2 separate regions of the Mus musculus genome follow, and region 1 is linked to region 2. A link is a loop called in an ENCODE intact Hi-C map of the cell type or tissue named here. Cell type or tissue: heart. All regions are shown on one strand. Links, peaks and the distances in the headings refer to the core of each region. The heading gives the core; the rest is flanking DNA.

Region 1 (10,867 bases), core at 2,224-7,223, 53 kb after region 2:
CAGGTCCTTGTCCTTCCTTGGGTCTCTCTCTCTCTCTCTCTCCCTCTCTCTCTCTCTCTCTCTCTCTCTCTCTCTCTCTCTCTCTTAAAGATTTATGTATTTTTATGTATATGAGTACACTGTCACTGTCTCCAGACACAGCAGAAGAGGGCGTCAGATCCTATTACAGATGACTGTGAGCCACCATGTGGTTGCTGGGAATTGAACTCAGGACTTCTAGAAGAGCAGTCGGTGGTCTTAACCACTGAGCCATCTCTCCAGCCCCCCTTCCTTGGATTTCTACCCACTCAAGGAGTCACTTAGAATTTTCAGTTTCTTTTTCTGTTACCTTTAATGTCCTAATCTCTGATTTCGAGAAGTTGATAATGTATAACTGTGATTTTTTTTTTTAATTTCCTACTGTAAGTTACTGAATAAAATAAAGTTCATTTCTGCTTGACTGCTTGGCATCCTCATTTGTCTGCTCTGTGCCTTCCTGTTGACTGCTTTTGTCTTACGTATGGCACATTACTTCTGAAAAGTGTATAGACGTACCTTGAACCTGAGTTGTTAGACTTAGTGAGACAGTTGTAACAAGAGAACAACCCATATGATAGTGTGAAGACTGAGAAAGTCTCAGGCAAACTAGCAACATTATTTACCCGTATGGCTATTACTCAAAGCTCTCAGGAGATATTTTTCTTTTTTCTTTTTTTTTTTTTTTTAAAGATTCATTTATTTATTATATGTAAGTACACTGTAGCTGTCTTCAGACAATCCAGAAGAGGGAGTCAGATCTTGTTATGGATGGTTGTGAGCCACCATGTGGTTGCTGGGATTTGAACTCTGAACCTTCGGAAGAGCAGTCGGGTGCTCTTACCCATTGAGCCATCTCACCAGCCCAGGAGATATTTTTCAAAACTATGATTTGGAATGTGAGTAAAGGTGGCCCCTAGCGTTTTAAGTGGGTTTTCAGTTCTGTTATCATAGACTCTCACATTGTTTGTGCTCATTGAGGTCTTGCTACATCCATCTTCACTTATTCTCTGATGACATGACACTGGTGAACATAGGATTGGTTAATTACTGAAGAAATATTTTCATGGTAAGGAGGCAAAGTGGAAATAAGATACTCTTAGAGGTAATCTTATTGTAAAGAGTTTCAAAGATACAGCCAAATTGAAAGAATATAATAGTTATGTGGATACTGTCACCAGCTATGTCATATTCCATATCTACCAACATGCCTTATTTCTTGACAAATTTTCAGATTGCTGTGCACATATTAAATACTCTGTGTATATACATCACTAGAGTTGATATGCTGTTTATATGGTTTTTCTTTAAATACAAAATTTATAGGGGGTGAAATATATAAGTCTTCATTGTATATTTGCTGAATTATAACAAATGTGTACATTGGTGCATCCAAACCTATTAAAGGACAGGCTAAGGCAGAAGTGAGCGGTGGATAGCTGAGTGGCAGAATGTCCCTAAGTGCAGTCCACAGCAGTGCTTCATCTTAAGCAGTCTGTACCCCTAACAGTCACAGCCATTTTGAGATTTGTCTGTCACAGATGTGTGCTCTTTAAGGCTAGTGATTTGGAGATGGATCACCATGTCAACAGTTCCTGTGTATTGCTGGCAAATATTCTGTTGTGTGTATACAGCATGCTATTCACATAATACATACTATACGTGATACATGGTGTAGAAGATAAGTAAGAAAGAGTGAGTATTTTAACACTAACTCGGCCCTGAACATGTTTGTCCCTGGCTGTTTATCTTGGAGTCAGTCATGAAAATTCTGTACCTCAAAGACCCATAAATTTTCACAGATGCAGCTTTTTCATTTAATGTCTAGTTCTAGATAGGGTGAAATTATAAACGCTTTAATGCTTGGACAGACATCTTTACACAGCTGCACACTGTGGTCACCTAACTTAAACATATATATATATATAAAGTTACTATACTTGACAACCCACATTGTAAGTAGGATCTTATCTTCATTCTGATCCCAGTCTTCATGGACTGGGATCATGATTGGTGAATTTGTACTCTAGTTCTGAGAAGAAAAAAAAAAAATGCCTACTTTGGCACTAGACAGTTATTGGTGTTTTTTGGTTTTTTTTTTTTTACCTTTAAAGTGAGACTTTTAGTAGTGAGTGCTAAGTAGCCAACTGGATGGTTTCAGGTGATGCACCACCATGCTAATTTCAGTGTTTTCTTTCTGCCTTGTTAAGGTTAATGCTTTGGATAGTCTTGGACAGACGTCATTACACAGAGCTGCACACTGTGGTCACCTGCAGACCTGCCGCCTGCTCCTGAGCTATGGGTGTGATCCAAACATCATATCCCTTCAGGGTTTCACCGCCTTGCAAATGGGAAATGAAAATGTGCAGCAGCTGCTCCAAGGTAGTAAGAGCTTCCGTGACGTTCTGGGGCAAAGATTAACCTTTGAGATTCTTCACATGGCAGGTGTGCTGTGTAAGAGTTGGTAATAAACAGAAATGTTAGCTATCTTAACTTATTCTTAGCTCATTATATTGATACTTAAATGTCATTAAATGATAATTATGACTTCTGTTCAGTAGCATACTCTGCCCAGTTTCTCTGTGTAAATACACACACGTTTTAAAGTTTATAGGGCTGATTTGCCAGGCATGGTGGTACACAACTTTAACTCTAGTACTTGGGTCACAGAGGCAGGTACAACTCTTGAGTTCCAGCACAAACAGGGTTATGTAGACCCTGTCTTGTCTCTCTTTCTTCCTTTTCCATCCCTTTCCTTCTTTCTCCACCCCCCCCCCCGCCCCCCCTTCAAGTTTAAGAAGCTGAGCATTGAGAAACTACTGTTAATCCCAGCATTGGAGAGACTGAGGTTGAAGGGTCGTAAGCTTAGTGCTCCCTCGGATATTTAGTACACACCCACCATACCAGAGTCGGGTGGGGGTGTCTTAGAAGCTCTTAGGCAAGTGAAATGTGATCATTGCTGTTTTTTAGAGCAAGGCATTAAAAGATGGGGTTTTTCTACTACAGCAATCCTGGTGACTTCCCTAAACACTGGGCCTGCTTGATTTTAGATCTTGGGTATGTATGGTTCTTCTGACACCATGTTACAGTGTAAGTCTTTGGATTTTTGTCCTTGGCTTTACTTATTTATTTATTTATTTATTTATTATTATTATTATTTTTTTTTGAGACAGGGTTTCTCTGTATAGCCCTGGCTGTCCTGGAACTCACTTTGTAGACCAGGCTGGCCTCGAACTCAGAAATCCACCTGCCTCTGCCTGTCAAGTGCTGAGATTAAAGCCATGCGCCACCACGCCCAGCTTTTTATTTTATTTTTTTTTACAGGAGTTTTGCCACTGGTTCTTCCTTTGATATACTACTCTAAATGTTTATCTTAAGATGTAAATATTTATCTCTGTATTCTTTCAGTTCTTTCAAGGTTTAATTTTTATAATTCAGTCTTTACCTGGGGCTTCCTTTGTTGTATATACTCTTTCAGAATTTTTAACTGAGTAATTAGACAGAATTTTAAACTGATAATGACTAAGCTACTTGCTAGCCCAACTTCACTCTTTAAATTTGAAAAAAAAAACTGAGGGTCAGGAAATTAAAAGTAATTTGTGCCAGTTCAGAAAACAAGTTAATGGCAAAACCATGTTTAGATTTCTACCAGTGCTTGCACATGGCTTGTTTAACACTTTGGTTGTGTTTCTTTATACGTCTTAAATGACATTTTATAGTTAGCACGTGTATATCTTTTGCTCAGTCTATATTCTCAAAAGTTTTGGTAGTCGTAGTTAGTGGTTTTTCACTGCGGCAATACTACATAAGCTAGCAAACTCAAAACCTGGTTTTGTAAATGATGACCCTTGAAGCTTGGTCTCCTTCCAGGTGGAATTAACCACTCTTCTCTCTTCAGAGGGCGCCTCACTAGGTCACTCAGAGGCGGACAGACAGCTGCTGGAAGCTGCAAAGGCTGGTGACGTTGAAACTGTAAAAGTAAGATACAAACAATCAATTTTCTCTTACTCTTTAGTTTTTTGTTTGTTTTTTTGTTTTGGCGTTGTTTAATAAATCTGTGCTGTTAACAGGAAAGAGCTTTATTAAAAGATAAAAATACCAATTCCTTTGCAGTAGGAAATAAGAAATAGCAGTGGGGGGAACATTAGCTAGCTATATGTTAGAGGACAATCACATTCACCAGTTTAATGTTCTTCATGTAGTGTCAGATGCAGCTGTCTGCACCCACATGGTGATTCTAGGGTGCAACACCCTCTTCTGACCTCCGAGGGCACCGGGCACACGTGTGGAGCAGACAGACAGACAACATTCACACACGCAGAATAACCTTTTTTAAATAAAAGTATTTTAAGGAGAAATATGTACTGGGCATAATAGTGTACACCTATTTTCCAGATACTAGGGAGGCTGAGATAGAAGGTTTAACAGTTAGAAAGAGAGCCTGAGCTACCTAGGAACACCCTGTCTAAAAGCAATACCAGGAGAAAGAAGAAAGCGTGTCATGTTGCTCTCTAGTACTATTTAAGTATGACACACAAATAAAAGGAACCAAGTGCCCTTCCTTGTGTGCACAGGCTCATTCTGGTTCACTCATTTCATTATCCCGTCTGCCTGTGGAGCCGTTGCTTGTACTGTGAGCAGTGTTGGTGTTGCTCGAACATGCAGTCTTACCCAGCTGGGCTGGAAAGTTCTTTTCTCCCACAGAGTACCCAGTTTCTTGTCTGTCCCGTCCCAGCAGTAGTCCCCTCAGAGTCACCCTCCCTCAGACATTGTTTTGACTTGTGCCACACACACACATTGATGTCTTACTGCCTATACTGTGTGTTCATGGTCTGTACAGAAGTGTCTGCCTAGGGAAATAACCCAAAAGCCTGATGTATGAAAGAACAGGACTAAAATAAAAGTAAGAAATTGACTCATCTATTTCATGAACTAAATAATTCTTTAATGCTGCATTAAATGTTGTTTCAGTTTTTAAAATTAGCCGGGGAGAAAGCCTTTTTTTTTCCTTCTCCTTAAAGACTTTTCTTTTTTCTTTTTCTTTTTTTAATTTTCTTTTATTTATTTATTTATTTATTTATTATAAGTGCACTGTAGCTGTCTTCAGATGCACCAGAAGAGGGCGCCAGATTCCATTATGGGTGGTTGTGAGCCACCATGTGATTGCTGGGATTTGAACTCAGGGCCTTCTGAAGAGCAGTCAGTGCTCTTAGCCGCTGAGCCATCTCACCTGCCCCTGTAAAATCTCACCTGCCCCCATAAAGACTTTTCAAAACTAGACTACAATAAATTTGAGAGAGCACTTGTATGTACTAAGTTTTATATTGCCTAATGTGTGGTAGAATGGCTGTTCAAAATAATTTTATCAAATTTCTACTCAGTAGATTTTCTATACATTTCTATTTTTAAAGAAATACAAGCTAGATAAGCCTTTAGTCCCAGCACTGTGGAACATGAATGAGTTAAGGCCATCCTGGTCCACATAAGAGGTCTGTCAGCTTTACACAGTGAGAGCCTGTCTCAGCAACGACAAAAAAGACTTAAAAATGTTGGTCTCACTGCAGAGCTCTGAGAGGTTGTTGAGTGATGCTTTAAATGGGTCCAGTGCTGGGAGGGTCATGCTGTGCGTCCTCTTCAGAGGCTCCAGCTCCCAGTCCCCGGCGTCCAGGCTTACACCTCTACCAACTGAGCCATCTTGCCAGCCCTGGGTTTATTTTTTAAGAGTACATATGATCTCTCTACTGTGCCCAGTGCAAATAATACAGATACCACATGCAACAAGGCTTTTGATTTGTTCATGAGTCAAGTGATTTGTGTCTTATTAAGGGAAAGACATTGATTTTAAACTAGATGATTTTATGTGTGTGAGAGTAAGGAGAATGGTGAATTTTAAATGTTCATTTACTTACAGACCCTAACATATTTAACAAGATAAGACTAAACATTAACAGAAGTGGTGGCCTGGCCTATGATCCCAGCACTGGGATGCTGAGTGGGAGATCTTAGTTTGCGATCAGTTTTGTTTCCCTTTTGTTGTTTTTTTATGGTGGTTTTGGTTTTACTTTAGGGCTTTTTGTTCTTTTTGGTTTTTTTTGTTTGTTTGTTTGTTTTTTTTAAAGTATAAAACCTCTGAGAAGGAGCCTAGAAGAAGACATAAATTGAAAATACAAATTGGACTCAGATAAAAAAATGATGCCATTGTATTAAGGAAGACACCCATTCCATTCTATTGATTCATCAGGTTACCTTATTTTGTGGATACCTATAATACCTCACAGACACAACCTAAGAAAGGAGGGTTTATTTCAGCTCACAGTGTAGTGTTCAGCATGACAGCAGGGGCTTAATAGCTTTTCACATCGCATCTGCAGTCCGGAAGCAAAAACCAAAGAATGTCGATTTTTAGCTCATTTTCTCTTTTTATTCGGGCTAGGACACTAGCCCATAGAATGGTATCATCCACAGTTATAAGTGGCTCTAATTACCTTGATGAACATCATCTAGATGGTACCTCAGAGGCATGCCAAAGGTTTGTCTCCTATGTGATTTTAACTCATGCATCCTGACTGTAGTAACTGGACAAATTAAAGCAAAGGATATTAAAATGATCTTTGGTAACTAACTACATGTGCCAACAGCTGGTTCACAGTGGAAATACTCATTTCTAGATTGGGTCTCAGACCCACTGAAACATTGCTTTGGGACTGGAACCTCATTCATCAAGTCTAGCAGATGTGTTCCATAAGCTCAGAAGGGCTTTGCAGTTCAGTAGCTCCCTTTGGGATAAACCTATTAGTGGGGCTTACTCAACTTACCTGGTTTTGTTTTTTTTATGTTGATATTCTTTTGACTGTAAGCATTGTAGTCTGTTAACTATATTATTCTCCCAAATTCTTTGCATAATCTTTAAGAATATTTGGGGTATTAATTTTGATTGAGCTAAACTTACTCATCTGAACCAAAGAACACAGCAGAATAGTTTTAGTGACTATTTCCTTAGTTCTTCGAGATCACATATAACCAGAAATATTTTCTTTTTTCATTATATATAGTAAAGCATGAGTCATTGACTTAAGTGTGGTCCCTTACAAATTAACAACCCCAGACACTGACTTAACAAAATTTTGAGATAAGACCAGTATACATCAAAATTGAGCCCCACTGATCTACAGTGTTATATCTCAGACTTTTAATATGCTTATAGATAGATCTTACTAAAATGTAATTTGCTATGGGGTTTTATTTGTTGGGAAGTATTAAGAGTCCAGGCTGACTTTGAACTCATAACCCTCCTGCCTTCATCTTCCAATGCTGGAATAATAGGTATATACTATTACATATGGCTTAGAATGCAGATTCTGACTTATAGATAGGGGTATTGGACTTTGAATTTTTCCCCTCTCTGCTGCTGAGATCTAGCTGGCTGCTACTACTATGTTTACCACCAAATGGAAGTTACACTTAGTACTTGAAGGAAGGGTATCAGTGTGTAAATAGTAAAGTTTACTACCTTTCAAAAAAGTAGAAAATATAGATGAGACCAGAAGAAATCTCAGTAAATGAAACACTAGTATAAGAATAGTTTCTGAGCCGGGCGTGGTGGCGCACGCCTTTAATCCCAGCACTCAGGAGGCAGAGGCAGGCGGATTTCTGAGTTCGAGGCCAGCCTGGTCTACAGAGTGAGTTCCAGGACAGCCAGGGCTACACAGAGAAACCCTGCCTCGAAAAAACCAAAAAAAAAAAAAAAAAAAAAAAAAAGAATAGTTTCTGAAATACTTATTTAATAAGAAAATAAGGCAGACATTTGAAATTTCTGTTAAATTGTGTTAAAACATGAGAAATGAATGTGTGTGCTGTGTTCAATCCTACAGAAACTCTGTACTGTTCAGAGTGTCAACTGCAGAGACATTGAAGGACGCCAGTCAACCCCACTCCACTTTGCAGCTGGGTACAACAGAGTGTCTGTGGTAGAATATCTGCTGCAACATGGAGCTGATGTTCATGCTAAAGACAAAGGGTGAGAAAGAGATCCTGCCTTGCTTCCATCACACCTTTATAGGACCATTTCGGGGAAATACAAGAAGACTTCTATGATAAATTATAAGCTACTTCTGTTTTTTAACATATAATTTACTTCCTAAAATTGGTTCAGTGATAGCTTATAAATTCCGTTAATAGTTGACGCTCAGCGTGGTGGTGCATACCTAAACCCCAAGCACTCGGGCACTGAGGAGTTTGAGACATTCAGCTCAGTATGAGGGAGACCCTTTCTTTTAAAAAACAAAAAACATGCAGATGGCTCGGATTTACGTTAAAATTAACTTGTATAATGTCTTGTTATTTTATAATTGCCAAGGAAAATTCATTTTTGTGATTTTCATACTGATTAATAAAGTTTTCAGTGTTCATTGAGGATATGCTAAATTTTTTGTTTATTTTGAAATTACTTTTGTTTAAAATGCACAGTGCTAGATGTTGTCTATATGTGAATGTTTATCAGTCTCTGTATTTAAGACATATTGAAATCCCCCCTCCCCCCGAAAATAAACAGTCTTCTGCTTTCCATACATAGACTTAGGTTGTACAGAGTATGACCAGAATACTCTATTGGGCAGTTTAAGAAATTAAATGTATTTGGTTAGTATAATTACTGAGATTAAACCACTTCTTTAACTTTTCAGAGGTCTTGTACCTTTACACAATGCATGTTCTTATGGACACTATGAAGTTGCAGAACTTCTTGTCAAGCATGGAGCAGTAGTCAATGTCGCTGACTTGTGGAAGTTCACACCTTTACATGAAGCTGCAGCAAAAGGAAAATATGAAATATGCAAACTTCTACTCCAGGTATGTTTAAGTACTTACTATGGACAGTGCAGTTGCCTAAAGTGCTCAGATAATCTTTCAGATAACAGAAATATGAGTCTTAAACCAAGGAAAGTAGAAAAAACCGTTTTCTAATACTAAAACTAGATTTCAAAGAAAAATGTCATGAACATTTTTATATTTTAATGTACATGTATCAGCATAGGATTTATTATATAGCCACCTATCATGTGATAGTTGCTGTCCAACTTCCCTGTTTAGTAATCTAACCTCAGATTACTTGATTCATTATGTGGTTTATAAGCCAAATTTGTTTAACCTTCTATAAAAGTGATGGTACTGGTCTAATAGATACAGATACTTTGCTGTAGAATATTACAACACAGATTCATAATAAAATATTTGTAGAAAGGAAAAATGCAGCTACATGTGGTGGTGCATACCCTAAAACACAGCATCTGGGAGGCAGAGGTAAGTGGGTCTCTGTGAGTTCAAGTCCAGCCTGGTCCACAGAGTGAGGTAGTTTATAAGAGTCTAGCCAAGGCAGCACAGTTAAGACCCTGGATTTTTGTTTGTTTTAAGATTTATTTCATATATGTGAGTACACTGTCAGCTGTCTCCAGACACACAAGAAGAGGACATCGGATCCCCATTACAATGGTTGTCGCCACCATGTGGTTGCTGGGAACCAAACTCAAGACCTCTGGAAGAGCAGTCAGTGCTTTTAATCACTGAGCCAACCCCCAAGACGCTGTATTTTAAAAAAGGAAAATTGCAAACATGCATTGTATGGTAATTCAATTAACAATGAACATACTTGTCAGCGGCCTCATAAAATTATAATGCGGGGGCTTCAGATGTAACTGAGTTGATAGAGTGCCTGTCTAGCATGCACAAGGCCCTGGGATGTATTCCTAGCACCACATAAACCTCTGTGTAGGAGGTAAAGCCAGTCAATGGGTGAAGATCAACTTCAACTGTAGAGCAAATTTTAGACCAATCTGGGATATATGGGACTGTCTAAAATAATAATGATTAAATTTAAAATTATATAGCTGAAAACTTTGACTGTAGCTTTAGTTCTCGATACATACTTACTAATGTGTTGCAGGTGCCTATGGTATTTAAGCATTAATAACAATAGCAATCTTTGCTCTCCTTATTTTCTCAGTGACAGAACACTAAGCACTTCCTTCCATTCCCTCCTTCCCCTTTTTTCTCATGCCTAGCATGGTGCAGACCCTACAAAGAAAAACAGAGATGGTAATACTCCTCTGGATCTTGTTAAAGATGGAGATACAGATATTCAAGATCTACTTAGAGGTGATGCAGCTTTGCTGGATGCTGCCAAGAAGGGTTGTTTAGCCAGAGTGAAGAAATTGTCTTCTCCTGATAATGTAAATTGCCGTGATACCCAAGGTCGGCATTCTACACCTTTACATTTGGCAGGTAAACAAGGGAAACAAGATTTAAGATGATAACCTCTAAGATTATTTTTATATTATTTAATTTTTTGGTGGGTGGTGGTATGGGGTCTGGAGTCAGAAAACAGCTTGCTAGAGTCTGTTCTTTGCATCATGTGGGCTCCAGGAATCAAATTCAAGTTGTCTGGCTTAGCAGCAGGTACATTTACCTGCTGAGCCATTTTAGCAGGCCTATAATTTATTTTTATTGTTGTTTAAAATATTTCCTCTAAGTAAATTGAAAGATGCAAGTTAAATTATCTGTCAGAGTTATCATTCTGTACTAGTATGTGTGTTCATGCATTAAGCCATTACCTGGACTCACTTCCTGTAGTACTGATTATTTCAGAAAGAACAGTTGGTGGGAGTGGTGGGTGTCACATGCCTTTGATCCCAGCATCTTTCAAATTTACTAGAACTGCACAGAGGTGTGTCTCAAAAACTAACAAAAGTGAAGAGCAGTAGGGAAGACACTATTTACATTTCACTTCCATGAGTCACACATATATACACACAAATACTATACCTTGGGATAATTTTAATGCTTTAAATCCTTCAAAGGG
Region 2 (10,867 bases), core at 2,029-7,028:
CCTGCCTAAGTTACTGCCCCCCACAGCCCCCACAAGAGAAGCATGGTCAGTAGTCATGTAGGCAATGGCCCAAGCTTCTGACCTTCAGGCTAAACTCCTCCACAGTTACCTAGCAACAATGAAGACCATAAAAAAGGGCTGTTCAGCCCCTGCTTGCTCTCTTACTTGTCTCCTTCTTACCCCCCACTCTCACCCTCTCTCCCCTCTCTTTGTATTCTCTCCTCTCTTCTCTCTCTTTGTCTTCTCTTCTCCTCTCTCCTCTCCTCTCCTCTCTCCCTCTTATTCTCTTTCTCTCTAGCCTTCTCTCTCTCTCTCTCTCTCTCTCTCTCTCTCTCTCTCTCTCTCTCCATTCTCTCTTTCTCCTGCATTTCTATAATAAAGCTCTTAAACCATAGAGAGTCTCTGCTCATCAAGATCCGCTGCACTCACTCTCGCAGGTGTTGGGAACCTCTCTTCCCTCACCCCTCATCCCTCTCTCCTATAACCCTGGTGGCTTTAGCAAGGTAGCTCTGGGGTCCCCAGGTAGGGCTGCCCCTTAGCCACCCCCTGAAGAGTGGGTCAGAGGCTTTAATGCCCACCCAGGGATGAGTGGAAAGTGTATGGCAGTTCTTCCATGCCTGACTGACCAGAGAATAGGTGGAGCTCTGTCAGGGTGTGGGTTTTCTCCCTCCCCCCTTCCCCTGGGCCCCCCTTTTAGTTTACAACATGTTTCCAGAAAATAATAATAATAATAAAAAACAAAAACAAAAAAAAATGGACTTGCTTTCAATTATTACCCAAACCCTACATTTAGTGTCATAGAGTCTCAAGCACGGTGTTTTGTCTTCCTGTCTTCAGCGATGGATGTCATTTATTTTCTACTGTTTTGGACTAGGTTGTTTGTTTGTTTGTTTGTTTTTAGAGAGTTCAGAGTTTTCCAGTGTAGCTGGGACTGACCTCAAATCTCCCTGATTTAGCCTCTCTAAGAGTGCTGATAGAAGTATATATCCCAATGACACACGCCCCTTCTCTCTGTCCCTCTCTCCCACCCTCCCTCAGACCAGTTTGTTTTTCAAGGTAAAGGAAATGAGTAAGATGCTACCTAAGAAGTCTCTACATTAGACCAACGATCTCTAGGTGAGCGGAGTCACACACACTGCCCCTCCGGCTGTTCTGCAGTACAGTCTTTCCCTTGTGGGCTGCAGTCACAGCACTCAGAATTAGTTCTGCCTGAGCTGCCCTGGCTCACGGGCCCAGCAGAGGGGAATGACGACTGCCTGGACCGTGAGGAGCAAGTCAGCAAGCAGCGTCCTCCATGGGCTCTGCACCTGCTCCTGCCCCTAGGTTCCTGCCCTGTTCCTGGCCTGGCTTCCTTTGATAATGAACAGCGATATGGAAGTGTAAGGCAAATAAAGCTTTTCCTCCCCAACTTTCTATTTTGGCCATGGTTCTTTGTCACAACAGTAGAAACCCTAAGACAGCTTCCCTCTCAATGCGGACTGTGGTTGGAACGTTCAGTTCTTCATAGGCTATTAGTGAGCTCTCAACTTGCCAAAGTCTATAGCAATGACTCTCAAACCCATATCCCAGGAATCAAGATGGAGTTCAGAGGAAAAAAAAATAATAAAAGGGTTTTTGTTCATGCACATTGAACAAGCATAGCCAGCAACAGACATACTGCTGCAGTATGAGAAACAGGAAGAAGAAAAGTGAGACAATAATCAAGATGGATCTAATTTGTCCACAAGCTTAGGATAAGAAGACATTTTCAAACGGTTTGAAGCGAGCTGGGCATGGTAAGTATGCCTGAGCTACCAGCTACTTGAAAGACTGAGGCAGGAGGATCTTCATTCAGTCCAGAAGGCCAGCCTGCAAAGTGTAGCAAAAGTTATTCTAGATGCTTTCTTTCTTTTTTTTTTTTTTTGTTTTTTTGTTTTTTTGTTTTTGTTTTTGTTTTTTGAGACAGGGTTTCTTTGTGTAGCCCTGGCTGTCCTGGAACTCACTCTGTAGATCTGTAGTCCAGGCTGGCCTCGAACTCAGAAATCCTCCTGCCTCTGCCTCCCAAGTACTGGGATTAAAGGCGTGCACCACCACTGCCCGACCTCTGGATTCCAAGAATGCTGGGAAAGGCCATTTTACAAACTTCCAGTGACTGCCTTAGTTGCTGCTCTATAGCTAACACTGACTAACTGGAACGTCTTATTTTAAAGTACTTATTGTATCTTATTTTATTTTTTTTAAAGATTTATTTACTTATTATATGTAAGCACACTGCAGCTGTCCCCAGACACACCAGAAGAGGGAGTCAGATCTCCCTACGGATGGTTATGAGCCACCATGTGGTTGCTGGGACTCGAACTCAGGACCTTCAGAAGAGCAGTCGGGTGCTCTTACCCGCTGAGCCATCTCACCAGCCCATCTTATTTTATATATTAATGTATTTTAAGTATTAATATATTTATTTTAAAGACTTAAAGCATTAAGATTTCATAAGGAAAAAAATGACTGTAGAAGTCAGGCCCTGGGTCTTCCTCCCAGCCCCATGCTCCCAGAAATAAGACTCAGACTCAAAATACATTTACAAATACCTTGGCCATATACCTAGGCTCTTCTCTGACTAGATCATAACTTAGATTAAACCATTTATTTTAATCTACATTCTGCCACATGCTGGTCACTTGTGCTCAGTTACAATGCATCGTGTCCTCACATCTCCTGTGCCTGGCTCTATCCCAGAATTCTTTGTCTCCCGGATGTCCCACCTTCTATTCTATCCTTTCCTATAGGCCAAAAGGTTTTTTTTTTTTTTTCATTGACAGGTGATGCAAATGATTATATAAATTTTCAAGAGATAAATGCTTCATTCTGTCAAGAAAGAAATGCGCAGTACAGGAGGTATATTTTAACCCTGTGACCAAGGCTGCTGAGGTGCTTCCTTCATTGGGGACACGCTTGTCTTGTAGGCCTGCTGTCCGGAGTTCAGGCTCAGGGACCCTTGCAAAGGCAGAAGGCCTCTTCAAAGTTACCCTCAGGCTCAACAAGTAGGCCGAATTGCATAAGCCATAATGAGCACATTATACGTGATCATAATAAGAATACTAATAAACGGGGCCTAGCAAACACAGAAGTGGATGCTCACAGTCAGCTATTGGATAGATCACAGGGCTCCCAATGGAGGAGCTAGAGAAAGTACCCAAGGAGCTAAAGGGATCTGCAACCCTATAGGTGGAACAACATTATGAACTAACCAGTACCCCAGAGCTCTTGACTCTAGCTGCATATGTATCAAAAGATGGCCTAGTCAGTCATCACTGGAAAGAGAGGCTCATTGGACTTGCAAACTTTATATGCCCCAGTACAGGGGAACGCCAGGGCCAAAAAGTGGGAGTGGGTGGGTAGGGGAGTGGGTGGGAGGGTATGGGGGACTTTTGGGATAGCATTGGAAATGTAAATGAGCTAAATACCTAATAAAAAATATTAAAAAAAGAATACTAATAAATTAAAAATGCAATCAAACTCTGTAGCATAACATCAAAATTCTTTCTTAGAGCTACACACAGCCAGATGTTTGGAGTGTCACCATCTGCCCTGACAGAGCAGGATGTGCTGCCCAGGGGCGAATCTCTCCTAAATTTCTGGATTCACATTCAAGCCAAAAGCCCCAAACTATTAAAGCTTATCAAAACGTGTGCCCCTTTCATTTTTTTAGGAACAAAACCCAGGATTTTGTAAATTCAAGGTGAGGGTTCTACCACTAAAAGCTGCAGCCCCCCCCCCACCGCCGCCCCATTTCTGACGACCCATAATTGTGAATTAGTTCTAATTTAGAAAGAAATCTTTTTTGTTTTTGTTTTTTCGAGACAGGGTTTCTCTGTATAGCCCTAGCTGTCCTGGAACTCACTCTGTAGACCAGGCTGGCCTCGAACCCAGAAATCCACCTGCCTCTGCCTCCAAGTGCTGGGATCAAAGGCGTGCTCCACCATGCCTGGCTTAAAAAGAAAATTTTTAAAACTGCATATAAAATCTGACCTAGCTCAAGCACTCATAACCAAACCGACTGTCATATTATTTATCATTTTAGTAGCCTTTGTTATTAAACTGCTAATAAAGTTTTAAGTGTAAAGTTGAAGTTCATGCATTCTAAAACCCAGTGATTGAAAGAGAACCTCAGCAGCTAAACGTTAGTGGCAGCCGCCTAAAACAGCAGTTCTCAACCTGTGGGTCGCAACCCCTTGGGAGTCAAATCGCTCTCTCACAGGGGTCACCAAAGACCATCAGAAAACACATCATGATTCATAACAATAGCCAAACTACAGTTATGAAGTAGCAATGGAAATAATGTTATGGTTGGAGTCACCACGGCATGAAGAACCGCATTAAAGGGTCACCGCATTAGGAAGGTTGAGAACCACTGGCCTAGAACACCATGGGTTCAACCACTACCACTGCAATGTAAACAAGCTGCTCGGAAAACCCATCTACCTCAGTGCAGACTCAAAGCAACGCTTGCGTTTGCTGTTCTCTAATCTAAAGGCTCTCTCTCTACTCCCTGAAACGGGGAATAAAGGCCAATGCCCGCACCACACCGCACCGCACCACCCCAACTCGCCCTGCACCGACCGGGACTCGATCACCGATCACCGTACCAGACTCTACCCGCCCCGCCCCACCTCGCCCCTCCCCAGTCCCCAGTTCCTCTCACCACTTTCAGATCCAGACATAAGATAAGCAGTATCTGAATGTGGATTTTGTTTTGTTGTCTGGGTTTGGGGGCTTTTGTTTACTGCTTTGGGGGTCGGGGCTTATATTATTTAGTACTAGAGACTGAACCGAAGGTCTCGCACGTGCTAGGCGACCACTTTTCTGCTGAGCTACATCCCCAAGTCCTTCTTTTCATTGTTTTTTTTTTTTTTGTTTTGTTCGGACAAGGTGTAGCTGTCTGGCCTACCATTCACTATACAGGCCAGGCCGGCCCTGAATTCACAGAGACGTCCTTCCTCTGCCTCCCGAGTGCTATATAGAGTTTTATACAGGCCACCATACCCAGCCCAGCCATTTTCTTTAACAGCCTTAAATCAGCATCGCAGTTTGCGCTTGGGCTGAGCATTCAAATTTTTTATTTGCTGATCCTGAAATATTTGTAGACCTATTTCCACTAGGTGGCTGTCTTCACCAAGAAGTGTCAGCGCTATGCTGGCTTCTGGTAATTTGAAACCTTACATTTTATAGAGGTAGGCGTATGCGCAGTGGTTTAATAGACGTTCTCACGCAAGTATCAACCTGTGCTTCTCTTTTACGCCTTCACACTGGGTGGAAAAGGAAATATGTTTAAATGTGCCCTCAAAATAGGAAAGAAAAAAAAAATAGAAAAGAGATGTTTTGTTTGAAATTGAAACTATTTGTAAATGTACTTTTTAATTGATGTGTGTGTATATGTTTGTGTATGTGTGTGTTTGTGTATGTACGTGTATGTATGTATTTGTATCTGTGTGTGTATTGTGTGTGGATGTATGTATTTGTGTATTTGTCTGTGTGTGCCTACATGCTCCATGCACACGTGGGTGCCCTTGGAGGCTATAAGAGAGTGTCAGACCCCTGGAGCTGGCATTACTGGCAGTTATAAGCTGCCTGACAAAGGTGTAGGGAACTGAATCTGGGTCCTTGGCAAGAACATAAAGTGCTCTTAACTGTTGAGCCCTCTCAGCCGGGCACGCCTTTAATCCCAGCACTCTGGAAGCAGAGGCAGGCGGATTTCTGAGTTTGAGGCCAGCCTGGTCTACAAAGTAAGTTCCAAGACAGCCAGGGCTAAGGGCTACACAGAGAAACCCTGTCTCGAAAAAAAAAAAAAAAAAAACTGTCTCTCCAGCCCCTGAAATCAATCCATCTTTCTTTTTTCTTTCTGTTTTAGATTTGTTTATTTAATGTATAGAAGTATTTTTTGTGCAAGTACATATGTGCCCACATGCATGTCTGGTACCCATGGAGGTCAGGAAAGGATATGAATCACCTTATAAAGTACATGGATACTGGGAACCAAACCTAAGTCAACAAGTTCCCTCCACTGCCAAACCATCTTTCCAGTCCCCTGAAATTTTTCATAAAGAAATGTAAAGTGGGGGCTGAAGGGGTTGGAGAAATGGCTCAGCAATTAAAGACTGCTTGTTGCTCTGGTACCCATGTCAGGAGGCCCCCCAACTGCCTATAACCCCAGCTCCGGGGAATCTCGCACCTTCTTCAAGTCTCTGTGGGCACACACATACACGTGAAGTCTCTGTGGGCACACACATACACGTGGTATATACACACATGCACACACACAAAATAAGTGAATGAATAAAATGAGAACATAATTTAAAATAATTCTTTAAAAGTTTTAAAGAGAAGGTTGAAGAGATGGCTCAGCAGTTAAGAGCACTGTCTGCTCTTCCAGAGGTCCTGAGTTCAATTCCTGGCAACTACATGGTGACTCACAACCATCTGTAATGGGATCTGATGGCTTCTTCTGGTGTGCCTGAAGACAGCTACAGTGTACTCATATACATAAAATAAATAAATACATAAATATATACATACATAAATAAAAATTTTTAACGAAAGAAATGTGACGTATCTAATCTATCCACTCTTGGACAGATTCCCAAAGGACTGGAAGTCCACAACATACTTGCACACCGTGTTTACAACTGCAATATTCACAACATCCAGGAAGTGGACAAAGCAATTTGATAATACATATGCAATAGAATCTTAAGCAGCTGTAAGAAAATTAAAATTATGCCATTTGAAAAAAAAAAAAAGGATACACCTGGAAATCATGTTAAGTAAAATATAACAGATTCAGAAAAAAAATCCCATTTTCTGTCATATATGGAACCAAAATTTATGTGTGTTATATATGTTTGCATGTCACAAAACTAGAAAGGGGATGAGAAGAGGGGAGGAAGAGATCTTAAGGAAGATGAGAAATACTGGTCGCGATGGAAAGCGAACCCGTGACTGACTGGAAGGCAAGCAGGCGGCTGCTGCACCGGGAGGGAGTATAAGGAAAAGCAGTGGGGTAAGAAACGAAAGAGAACAATGTATAATGACACACATGTGTAAGACGCCAGGACCCTGTGTTCTTCCTATGTAGTCTATGATGGCTAGTGTCAATTTGACAAAAATCTTTTACCATCTGGAAAGGCTGGGCCCCTGAGGATGTCTTTGGGGAGTGCTTATTGTTAATTGATGTGGGAAGACCCATCTTAATTGTGGGAGGGACTTCCTGGACTTCCACAAAGGGAGTAGAAGAGCTGAGTAGGGAGGGACTCGGCAATTAGACTTGCTCCCATGTCAGGAGGCTCCCCAATTGTCTCCAGCTCCAGGGGATCTGACAGCCTCTTCCAGCCACCGTGCCCCCGCCCCCCGCGTGCATGTGTTCTACACACACACGCACACGCACACACGCACACACACAGCATGCATTCCTTACTCTTCTGCCTCTTGACTGTGGGTGCAGTGTGACCGGCTGCCTTTGCTTCGCCGCAGTGATGGATTTCTTTTGAACTGTGAGCCAGAATAAACCATCTCTCCCTTAATTTGTCCTTGTCAGATATTTCATCATGGCTAAGACCCTAACTTAAAAAAAAAAACAGGCCTACAGCTATGGCCGCCGCCGCCGCCGTCGCTGCAGCTAGAGGAGACCCTGTCGGAGAGACTCTGGGGTCTGATGGAGATGTTTGTTTCCTGAGATGGTCTGGTCAGTCGCCCGAGCCACCTTTGACCACCTTAAATCTCTCACTCTTTGTGGCTCAGAAGATTACAGATTTTCCAGGGCGACTTTGTGGATTGGGACCACTTCTTCCTTCATGATCTTGCTTCTTCCTGTTGTCTTTGAAAAGTTGCAAACGGAGCAACAGTAGCAAGCCCAGCAGTAGCTTACTTTTAGGGCCTCACACGGGGCTGTCAGGAGGAGTGCTAGAACTTCCACTTCCTGGAAAGATCTAGAATGTCACTGCGGTATTTGTCCTGGTAGGCGAAATTTGAAATTCATTTCTGTTTGAACTGCTTATTGTTTGGATTTTTTTTTTTTTTTTTTTTTTTTTTTTTGGGTTTTCGGGACAGGGTTTCTCTGTGTAGCCCTGGCTGTCCTGGAACTCACTCTGTAGACCAGGCTGGCCTCGAACTCAGAAATCCGCCCGCCTCTGCCTACCAAGTGCTGGGATTAAAGGCGTGCGCCACCACGCCCAGCTTTGTTTGGACTGTTTATTCTTTTTTTTTTTTTTTTTTTTAACCTTGGCACATCCATCTATTTGAACCGGGTGGGAACTTTCTCTGTTTCTCACGGAGGGACCCCAGGTGCACCTGAGCCCTTTCTAACGCCCTCACTTCCTGTTCTCACTCATGATGCTGGAGTACAGCCATGTGGAGGTCATTCCACTCTGTTCCCTTAGTAAAAGCTCCTAAGGAAGTTCTTACGTGCCCATTGTGGGAAAGAAGTAAACACCTCTGACCATTAACATTTTTTTTATTTTAAAGAATGGAAATGCTAAGACGTGTAAACAGTGTGGGACTGACAAAATCCATTACAGCTACAGTACAAAACAGCCACCAGGAATCCCTGGGTGTGCTGGAGAGAAGGGAAGCTAGCTGTAGCTTTAGCCAGAGGGGCGCTGAGCAGAGCAGGCCCTCATTTCCTCTGTACAGTTTGGCTCTTAGACCTGCATATGTATAAAAAAAGAAGTCAGCGCTCACTTTTTGTATTTAAATACTGAAAAAGAACTCCAACTGAAAAAAATTAAAAATAAAAACTAAAATATGAAGTTATACCCAAGAAGATCAGTGAAAGGCAGATAATATTTTTAAAATCCAATAAAGAAAAGAGAACAAAAAGATAAAAATAAAAATAAATCATCTTTGGGTAATGGTTTATGTTGTCAAATCAGAAAGCACTTGTTCTTGGAGCTTGAAGAGATGGCTCAGAAGTTAAGGATGCTCACTGATCTTGCAGATGATTAGGACCAGTTTCAGCAGCCTCATGGTGCACAACCACCCGTACCTCCAATTCCAGGCTCCAATGTCCTCTTCTGACCTCTGCTAGCACCTGCACACACATGGCACACATGCATGCACACAAGTATACATAAGCACATATAATTAAAAATTGAAGGCATATATATCATATATATATATATATATACTTATAATTTTGATGGATATAGTATAGATCATACATAACATATATGGCATAGATTTGTGTGTGTGTGTACACACACACACACACACACACACACACATATATATATATATGACATCATGGAACTAGATTAAGGTAGCCACTCAAATAAACACTTATAAAGTTAAAATGAAGCCATGGAGTGTCACTTATAGTTTACACTTTCACTGTGGGTTATACTTTTGTACCTTTATCCACCCTAAAAGCAAAACAAAGTAGAAAAAGAAAGAAAGAAAGAAAGAAAGAAAGAAAGAAAGAAAGAAAGAGAGAAAGAAAGAAAGAAAGAAAGAAAAACACATAGGATGGATCCAGGCACTGACTCAGCAGTTAAAGGTGCTGGCTGCTCTTCCAGAGAACCTGGGTTTCATTCCCAGCACTCACATGATGATTCACAATGGTCTGTAACTCTAGTTCCTGGGCATCCAGTGACCTCTTCTGGTCTCCATGGACACTATACACACACGGTGCGCAAACATACGCAAGCAAAACACTCAGACACATAAAAAGAAAATAACTTTAAAAGAAAAAAATAAATGACCGTTGACCTGCCTCAGATCCCTTTTCATTCCTCAAGTGTTCTTTGGCCTGCATCCCATCCTTACTCATCACTCAATATTATTCTTTCTTGGTCTCCTTTCTAAGTGTTTTACTATGCCCATATTTACACACACACACACACACTCTCTCTCTCTGTCTCTCTGTCTCTCTGTCTCTCTGTCTCTCTGTCTCTCTCTCTCTCATTCATTATAAGCTAGGATCTGCACAGGAGGAAGAAGATGTGGTTGTTTCTTTTTCTCCTAAGTTTGGGTAACATCATCTACTACTATTCTCGCTAAGAACATACACTTTCCTGAAAGTTTTGGGGATTTAATTTTTCTTTAGAGCTGAACACTATCGATGTACCATTTTTTTTTCATTTTCCATTCATCCACTGATGGACATATAAGTTCCATTTCCTCACTGTAGTAAATAGGACAGTAATAAGCAAGGGTTGGGGGGAAAAACACTTACTTAGACAAATTGTTTTAATACTTAGAAGAAATTGGCTACTGTCTCTTATAGTTAGCATTTTGTTTATATCTTATCTCCAAGAGCAAAGGTATGTAAAGATTAAAAAAAAAATCTATTGAATGGAGTTTACCGGGTGATACAATTGCTTCTTCCCAGTCCTAAGTTTTGTTACTTAGTGTCTGATGCCTTGGTTAATGGTTTCTTGGGAGAAACCCATTAATCATCTTGTTTAGAAAGAACTGCTTACTGCTGACTTCTCAGTTAACTGTAAGAACTGTTATTACTGTTACCCGTGTTACTAAGGGTTAATGGTCAGTGGCAGCTATTAAATATTGAGCTGAGAGCCGGGGCATGGTGGCACACACCTTTAATCCCAGCACTCGGGAGGCAGAGGCAGGTGGATTTCTGAGTTCGAGGCCAGCCTGGTCTACAGAGTGAGTTCTAGAATAGCCAGGGCTACACAGAGAAACCCTGTCTCGAAAAACCAAAGATAGATAGATAGATAGATAGATAGATATTGAGTTGAAGTGGTATCGGCAGAGGATGTGGTCTACAATTAATGGAACCATCTGGAACAGAGTCCTGCATTTTTGGAAGCTTGATGTGGGCCTGTAGCCCTCTTCTTAAGATGGGAGCACTTGATAAGTGGTGCTAGGAGATTTT

What was found. Peaks named below come from ENCODE experiments on the same cell type or tissue, not always from the same donor. Only the 100,000 strongest peaks of a DNase experiment are listed, where the experiment ranks them.
Region 1: a loop joins it to region 2, with 4 times the contacts of the local background. A loop is called at or near these places in 12 of 42 quality-filtered maps.

Annotation. Positions count from the first base shown.
Region 1 is chr19:36,863,727-36,874,593 of GRCm38, forward strand. Tnks2 (tankyrase, TRF1-interacting ankyrin-related ADP-ribose polymerase 2) reads left to right here. Exons shown (of 27, transcript NM_001163635.1): 12 at 2,226-2,397; 13 at 3,914-3,993; 14 at 7,887-8,032; 15 at 8,697-8,862; 16 at 10,071-10,290. Among named protein-coding and RNA genes, the nearest start is that of Tnks2, 35 kb to the left of the region's middle. In heart, for the core only: a CTCF peak has its summit at 5,130 (motif pointing right); no DNase peak of the experiment used is centred there.
Region 2 is chr19:36,810,998-36,821,864 of GRCm38, forward strand. No RefSeq gene overlaps it. Among named protein-coding and RNA genes, the nearest start is that of Tnks2, 18 kb to the right of the region's middle. In heart, for the core only: a CTCF peak has its summit at 5,140 (motif pointing right); no DNase peak of the experiment used is centred there; H3K4me3 peaks cover 1,212 bases; H3K27ac peaks cover 1,080 bases.